2 separate regions of the Homo sapiens genome follow, and region 1 is linked to region 2. A link is an interaction called in ENCODE POLR2A ChIA-PET data of the cell type or tissue named here. Cell type or tissue: OCI-LY7. All regions are shown on one strand.

Region 1 (4,000 bases), 570 kb after region 2:
GGCTTATACTCATATTGGCATTGCCGCTGCCTCCAGGGCTGAGGTGGCGTTAATTCACTATTTCCTGCTCCGCCACACAGCTGCTACCCAGGTGAAAGGGTTAAATGGCTAAGGGATAGTCATCCGTAATATATTCAGGTTTTTAATGCCTCTTCTAAGTGTGTTCTCAGAATTAGCCAAGTGCGCAAGTGGTAGAGATACACAGGGATAGATTTATTTACTTTTGTGAATCTACTATATTAATCATGTAGTTTGTTTAAATAGTGTGATTCAGTTTTGAGAGCAAAGTTGGGAAAACCTCTTACCCGTTATTTTTATTTTACTTTGATACTCTGTTAAGTCAAACTCAATGAGTGGGGAGCAGGGAGGCTAATGGGCATTTATAGAATGACATTATACTTTAATATTAAAATAGGAATATTTAGATTTACTTATATATGTAAGCAATTTTTTTTAGCATGTACTACTTGCCAGGTACAGTTGACCCTTGAACAATGTGGGGGTTAGGGGCACCAACCCGCCCCCACCACACAGTTAAACATCTGTGTACGACTTCTGACTCCCCCAAAACTTAACTCCTAATAGCACATTGTTGACTGGAGGCCTTACTGATAACATAACCAGCCTACTAACATGTATTTTGTATTATATATATTATTTATTATATTTTTACAATAAAGTAAGCTAGATAAAACAAAATGTTTCTGAGAAAATCATAAGGAAGAGAAAATAGATTTACTATTCGTTAAGTAAAAGTGGATGATCATAAAGGTCTGCATCCTTGTCATCTTCACATTGCGTGGACTGAGGGGGAGAAGTTGGTCTTGCTGTCTTGTCTCAGGGGTGGCAGAGGTGAAGAAAACCCATGTATAAGTGGACCCACTCACTTCAAACCTGTGCTGTTCAAGGGTCAACTGTGTTTCATTACTGAGCGTGAGAGTGCAATGTGTACCAGCCAAAGAAATGTTCCTGCTCTTAAAGAGTTTAAGTCATAGAAGAGATCAGTCAAGTCAATAGGTTTGTAGTGTGAAATTGTTATACAAGATGCCCTGGGTGCTACGGAAGCACATAGAGCAGGCACCAAATCTAGGCCTGGGGAAGCAGAAAAAGCTTATTTATTAGAGGAGAATACTGAGTAATACTTCAAGGGCAGGTCGGCATGGGCCAGGTAAAGAGATGCTGAAGGAGCCTCCAGACAAGGAGAGCTCATGTGGGAAGGCCCAGCAATGAGAGAGGCAGTAAAGCAAGGTTCTAGAGTTAAACTATCTGGTTTGGAATCCTGGCTCTTCCACTTATCAGCTGTGTGCACAAAGTATTTCGACAGGGATAATAAAAATGGCAGCTACCCCGTGAAGTTGTTATGAAGATTGAGCAAGTTAACATTTGTAAAACACTTCAAACAGGGCTTTGTTTGTTACATAAAAAATAAAATTAAACCTACATATAAAACAAAACAAATCTTTCCATACTGCCTCAATCAACAACGAGTAAGAAAGAATCTACTCTTTAGTGTCTCCCATTGGAGGCCGCCATGTTTACTCCCTGACCTCCGCAGCAGTGGATCCAGCTTCCTAAATGAGCTTGTCTGCTTCCCCTGCCCTGCCTGCATTGAGCTTCCAGCTGGCTCAAGAGACATGCTCACACACAAGCTCAGAAAAGAACCACGAACATTGAGAGACAGCAGCTCAGTCAGTGAGTCCATGGGAAGAGCACCAACATGGAATCCAGGAGAAGTGGTCATGTGTACATCTAAGATAAAAGCCAGGCAAGGCAGCCATCAGTGACTTGGGCAGGTCGTCACAGAGACTGACAGGAAGTTCTTGTTGCCACTTCCATATTTTGTGAAAAGGCAAGACTCCAGCTCTGGGAAGCCTGACCAGCACCAAGCCAGGCCTGCATCCAAGAAAATCACAATACAAAGCAGGTTATCAAAGGACTAATTCCCTCCCTCCCTCCCTCCCTCTCTCCCTCCCTCCCTCTCTCTCTCTTTCTTTCTCTTCCTTCCTTCCTCCCTTTCTGCCTTCCTTCCTTCTTTCTTCTTCTTTCTCTCTCCTTCCTTCCTTCTTTCCTTCCTTCCTCCTTCCTTCTACCTTCCTTCCTTCCTTTCTTTGTTTCTACAAAAAATTTATTTAAATGCTTAACTTGCGCCAGACAATGTGTCAGGTACTGGATATATTAGTAGTAACATATAGTTTCTGCCTTCAAAATGTTTAGACTAGTGAGAAAGACAGGTATCAGATGATGTGATGCTTTGATAAAAATATGCACAGGGCACTATAGTAACAACCCAAAAGTTCTGACCTTACCAAACTCAACTGCAAGGATGAAAAGAGAAGTGAGGAATGGAGGTTGATAGAGAAAGAGGATTAAGAAAGACTTCATTCAGGAGAAACCCAATTATTAATATGAGATCACAGCAAGATGGCTTCTAAATTGGCCTGTTGAAGCCACTCATAATACACCTGTGCTTCTAGAACTTAGAGTAGAGACTGTGGGTTGGCAGTGTACAAGGACAGTGATATAACAAATATAAGAGCAATGTTTGAATGAAAGAGAAAAAAATTCAGTGTCCATAAAGTAAGAACAAACCTCCATGTAGAGACTGCAATGATGTACAAAGTAGAGAATTGTAGAGAATACTACTCAACAATAAAAAGTAATGAAGTAATGACATATGTTACAACATGGCTGAACCTTGAAAACATTATGCCAAGTGAAAGAAGCCAACCACAAAAGACCATGTATTATGTGATATGAAACGTCCATAAGAGGCAAATCTACACAGACAGAAAGTAGACTGGTGATTGCCTAGGGTTGGGGGAATTGGAGAAAAACTGAGTGACTGCCAATGGGTATAATGTTTCTGTTTGGTTAATAAAATGTTCTTAAATGGATTGTGGTGATGGTTGTCCCCCTTTGTGATTATACTACAAGCCATTGAATTGTATACTTTAAATGAATGGATAGTATGCTATGTGAATTATATCTCAATAAAACTATTACACATTTTTTAAAAAATGAAAATGGTTCCTTAGCAGAGTAGAGGAAAGTTAAGTATGGCTAGAACTTCAAACATATAGGGTGTAGGATGTAGTGATAAATTAGTTTAACGTGGTAAATCTCAACCAGGGTGAATTTTGCCCTCCACAGAACATTTGGCAATGTCTGGAGACATTTTTAATTATCACAATTGGCATGGTGGTGTTACTGACATCTAGTGGGTAGAGGCCATGGATGCTGTTAAACAGCCTACAACGCACAGGACAACCTCCCCAACAAGGAATTATTCGGCCCAAAATGTCAGGAGTGCCAAAGTTGAAAAACCTTGGTCTGAAGAGGTAAGAGACCAGGCCATGAAGAGTTATGGGGTAAAGTTGAGAAGTTTGGCCTTGCTCTAAAGAAGAAACAATGGTATTAATTGAGGGATTGGCATGATGAAATTGCCACTGAATACCCAAAACGTCACTTTGTGTACAGCTTAGAAAACAGATTAGAGAATCAGGGAGGACAGAGATAATGGTGACCTAAGTAGTGTGCTAGCAGAGGGAATGGAAGGATTTAAAAGATATTAATTCACTAAGAAGAATTCTCAGGGTATGGTGATTTGTTTGATTCAATGTTCAGAAAAAGAAGGAGAAAGAGGAGCAGCTTGGGATCCAGGCTTCTGGCTGTGCTAGTAGGTGATGGCAATAAGGCCCTTGGCTGACACAGCAGATAAAGGTGAAGGAGCTGGTTTGAGGGAGAAAATGACAAATTGGATTTTGTCATTTTCAAAATCAAAGTGGAGACTTTTAGGGAGTAACTGAGGATAAGATCAGGAAACTCTGGAGAGATTGGGGCTGTGTATTGGGCATCAGGATATATAATGCAATTGTACATGGGAATGCGTGCCACCGCCTAAGAGGAGTGTGGCATGAGATAAGAAGGCAGAACTCGGAAGAACACTAACAGGCATAGAAGAAAGAATCCAAAGGCTATTTAGAAAGTGGCAGGCAACTTG
Region 2 (4,000 bases):
TTTTTCCACAATTGTTGGTCTTACCTTATGCTTGAGCTTTTAGTGATGTTCTTGTGTCCATGTGTTTTTCTTGGTGATTTTTTCTATAGTTGGGATTTTCTTGGTGTCGCCTGGTAGCAATTTGAGTGAACCCTGGTTTAGTTATAGTGGCTTTATCCCTAAATAAATTGAATTGTACTTTGTTATATGATGTAAAAAAAGACTTTTTAAAAAATACAGGAGTCGATAGCAGCAGTTGGTGACGAGATGGCACTCAGAAACGGCGTTGACGTAATTTAGGACGTGGAATCATAAGCGAAACAGCACACTGTTTGAATAAAGAGCGAGTCGGTATTTATATTTGTTTTTCTTTTGTCATGATTATTTGATTTTTAAGTTGCTCCAGCTAAGGCATTTTTTTGTATTAGTATTTCTATTAGGGAACCTTTCTTATTAGGTGGTTTGTATTGTCTGGTTTCTAACATGCAGGTAGCTGTTTGGCAGTTAAACACGTTTAGAGTAATTTGAGTTACAACGTGTGAAACTGAGCAAAAAAGCAGTGATAAGTTTGGGTTACCATACCAAATATTTGTTTTCCCACTGGAAAAAAGTAAGTTTTAGAAAATAGTTAACCTTTGCAGCATTTGTTTACAGTTTACAGTTCCAGAAGTGCGTCGAAATGGATTACATAACTGCTCTTTTATTCCTGGTGTTCACATCTGTCCCAGGCTGACACCTGCTCTTGGCTGGCCCACTTTGGTATGGGCTTTAATTTCACTACCCCAAACACGATACTGTCATCTGCTTTATAATAATGCTCAAGATGCCTGATAAAAATCTCATTTTGCAGCCAGACAAGCCTTGAATCCTTTTGGCACTAACTGCAAAGGAAGATTTTTTTCTCTAGATATGCATTAGCAGCTAGTGCTCCAGTTAGAAGCACGAACTATAACCTTGATAAGTAAACAGCAGCTGGTGGTTAACAAGTGGATCGTCATGTTCAGTAGTTTATACATTATGTGAGAAGTAACGTTCTGATTCTTTTTCTTACACAGAATTGGCAGAGGGGGTCGATTTGGGAGGAAAGGTGTGGCTATAAACTTTGTTACTGAAGAAGACAAGAGGATTCTTCGTGACATTGAGACTTTCTACAATACTACAGTGGAGGAGATGCCCATGAATGTGGCTGACCTTATTTAATTCCTGGGATGAGAGTTTTGGATGCAGTGCTCGCTGTTGCTGAATAGGCGATCACAACGTGCATTGTGCTTCTTTCTTTGGGAATATTTGAATCTTGTCTCAATGCTCATAACGGATCAGAAATACAGATTTTGATAGCAAAGCGACGTTAGTCGTGAGCTCTTGTGAGGAAAGTCATTGGCTTTATCCTCTTTAGAGTTAGACTGTTGGGGTGGGTATAAAAGATGGGGTCTGTAAAATCTTTCTTTCTTAGAAATTTATTTCCTAGTTCTGTAGAAATGGTTGTATTAGATGTTCTCTATCATTTAATAATATACTTGTGGACTAAAAGATATAAGTGCTGTATAAAATCAGCCAATTATGTTAAACTAGCATATCTGCCTTTATTGTGTTTGTCATTAGCCTGAGTAGAAAGGCCTTTAAAATTTTTTTAGAAAGCATTTGAATGCATTTTGTTTGGTATTGTATTTATTCAATAAAGTATTTAATTAGTGCTAAGTGTGAACTGGACCCTGTTGCTAAGCCCCAGCAAGCAATCCTAGGTAGGGTTTAATCCCCAGTAAAATTGCCATATTGCACATGTCTTAATGAAGTTTGAATGTTAAATAAATTGTATATTCACTTTAAAGGTGCTTTTGGTCATTTTATTTTTATTACAACTTCATTATTTACAAAACCCCCCATCCAGATATATTCACGTTAACAATTCTGAGATAACTGCTGCATCACAGTTGCACAAAGGCTGATGAGTTGCAAATGTTCATCAGCACCATCTGCTAGGCATTTGTCAACTTCCTACGAGAAAAATTTAAGAAATTAGCATCCTTCAGGTAGTTAAATGTTCCATTGACATGTGCAAAGTACCTACTTACGGCAAGTTTTTCTGTGATAATAGACTTCTGTTTATCAGATAAGTTATTTTCTACAACCACATCATGGAGTTGATTGACGAGCTGAGTTGCTGCATGACCCTCATCTATTAAATCCTATAATAAAAAAAACTTTTGGTATGATGACTTAATATTCCTTTCCCCAAAGTTAGTAAGCTGACTTTACCTTGACCACAGCTTCTAGTTTGTCAAAAGAGCCACTCTGACAGGCAGCAAATACTCCATCAATTTTCTCAGCTGGTATTACCTAGGTAATTGAATGTTCGGTATTAAAGATGTTTCTAGGTGAGACTAGACATACACTCTGCCAACTGGCCCCCGTGCCCCCAGTCATTTCTGTTCCACACCTAAGTTCCATACTTTCCTGGGAAGGCTTTGGGAGAACGGAAAGGGCCAGAGTAACTCCAGTCACCACTAAGCAACCAAGGTGCTAACAACTGTGCTTTTAAAGCCCTTTAATGGCTTTGTGAACTTCCAAGTTTGGGCACACATGGATTATAGCTTGTTCTGGTCAGTGGATGAAGATTAAGTTTTCCCCTAGCGGCTATAACGATTCCTCAGAACAGTGGCCAAGATCAATCAAAAAGACTGATTTCTTTAAAGGGGAAGTGCCCTTTCTCTCAATGTCTCCATGTAAAGATGCCACTAATGAGATTGGTTTAAAAAGTCCACAATATCCAGAAAATTAAAGAGGATTAGTGGTACCAGTCTTGTCATATGGAAGGCCTACCGTGAAGGTGAAAAACGTCATAGAAACAAAGAGGATTAGTGGTACCAGTCTTGTCATATGGAAGGCCTACCGTGCAGGTGAAAAATGTCACAGAAACAAAAGTTGTTAAGTAGTAGTGATTCTGAAGTGAGTTTTTACATGGGAGTATCCAAAGACAAGTGGGGTACTCCATTCTCTTTAATAAATGATTACTGTAAGTTGGATATGCCTTTTGTTTATATACAACTGGCAAAATAGTTTTCATGTATAAGAACATCTGCTAAAATTGATTTAACTGCCAAAGGCATCTCTTATAAAATCTAAAAACTGAAGGCTGGGTGCGGTGGCTCCCACCTATAATCCCAGCACTTTGGAAGGCTAAGCGGGGGGCGGATCACCTGAGGTCAGGAGTTCCATACCAGCCTGGTCAACCAACATCGTGAAACCCCGTCTCTACTAAAAATATACAAATTAGCTGGGCATGGTGGCAGGTGCCTGTAATCCCAGCTAATTGGGAGGGTGAGGCGGGAGGTGGAGGTTGCAGTGAGTCGGTATTGCGTCACTGCACTCCAGCCTGGGCGACACAGCAAGACTCTGTCTCAAAAAAAAAAAAACAAAAAAACTAACAACTGAAAGTGTCCTTTTCTTTCCTGAAATGTCTGTTACATGCCTGACAAACTGAAAAGTCAGTGCTATCTCCTCACCTCAAACACTCTGATACTCCCAGGTTATTCCCTTATACTTCCTAGTGCAGTACTTGGCACTTGCTAAACACCCAGTATTTGTTGGATGAAAATTTCCTAAAAGCCACAAAAAAGCCAACTAAAAAGAAATTCAGAATATCCAGTACTCTTACCCCGGCAATGTCTGTAATCACTTTCTCTGTGATCTCCTTTCCACCTGTTAATCGAGTAGCGCTTTGAAGAAATGTAATGGCTTTTCTTAAGTCTCCTTCTGACACTTTAACAAGATAAGCTATTCCCTGAAGAGAAAAGAGTTGTTTTTAACCTATGATGGCCAATTAAGGATTTATAACTTTAATTTTAAAATGTTTAATAAAAGTGAAAAACCCTGTTTTAGTCTAGAGTTAATGAGAAAAAACATTTCTGTTTTGGGAGAAAATATGATCAGTCTAGGGGCCGGGTACAATGGAAGGATAGAGATCTCTTGCTTCTGAAATAAATTTGCAGAGATGAAAAAATGTTCCATATTTATCCCATTT

What was found. ChIA-PET counts read pairs that join two places held together with the same protein. Peaks named below come from ENCODE experiments on the same cell type or tissue, not always from the same donor. Only the 100,000 strongest peaks of a DNase experiment are listed, where the experiment ranks them.
Region 1: POLR2A ChIA-PET joins it to region 2 with 5 read pairs; 4 of 35 experiments call an interaction of 5 or more read pairs at or near these places.

Annotation. Positions count from the first base shown.
Region 1 is chr3:187,353,188-187,357,187 of GRCh38, forward strand. No RefSeq gene overlaps it. Among named protein-coding and RNA genes, the nearest start is that of RTP4, 13 kb to the right of the region's middle. In OCI-LY7, CTCF peaks have their summits at 3,176 (motif pointing left) and 3,379; no DNase peak of the experiment used is centred here.
Region 2 is chr3:186,788,091-186,792,090 of GRCh38, forward strand. It overlaps EIF4A2 (eukaryotic translation initiation factor 4A2), which reads left to right. Exons shown (of 11, transcript NM_001967.4): 11 at 1,035-1,807. The coding sequence ends at 1,179. It overlaps RFC4 (replication factor C subunit 4), which reads right to left. Exons shown (of 11, transcript NM_002916.5): 8 at 3,635-3,760; 9 at 2,236-2,316; 10 at 2,052-2,165; 11 at 1,810-1,974. The coding sequence ends at 1,879. Among named protein-coding and RNA genes, the nearest start is that of SNORA4, 2.5 kb to the left of the region's middle. In OCI-LY7, a CTCF peak has its summit at 2,608; DNase peaks (open chromatin) are centred at 1,971 and 2,421; H3K4me3 peaks cover 1,343 bases; H3K27ac peaks cover 3,664 bases.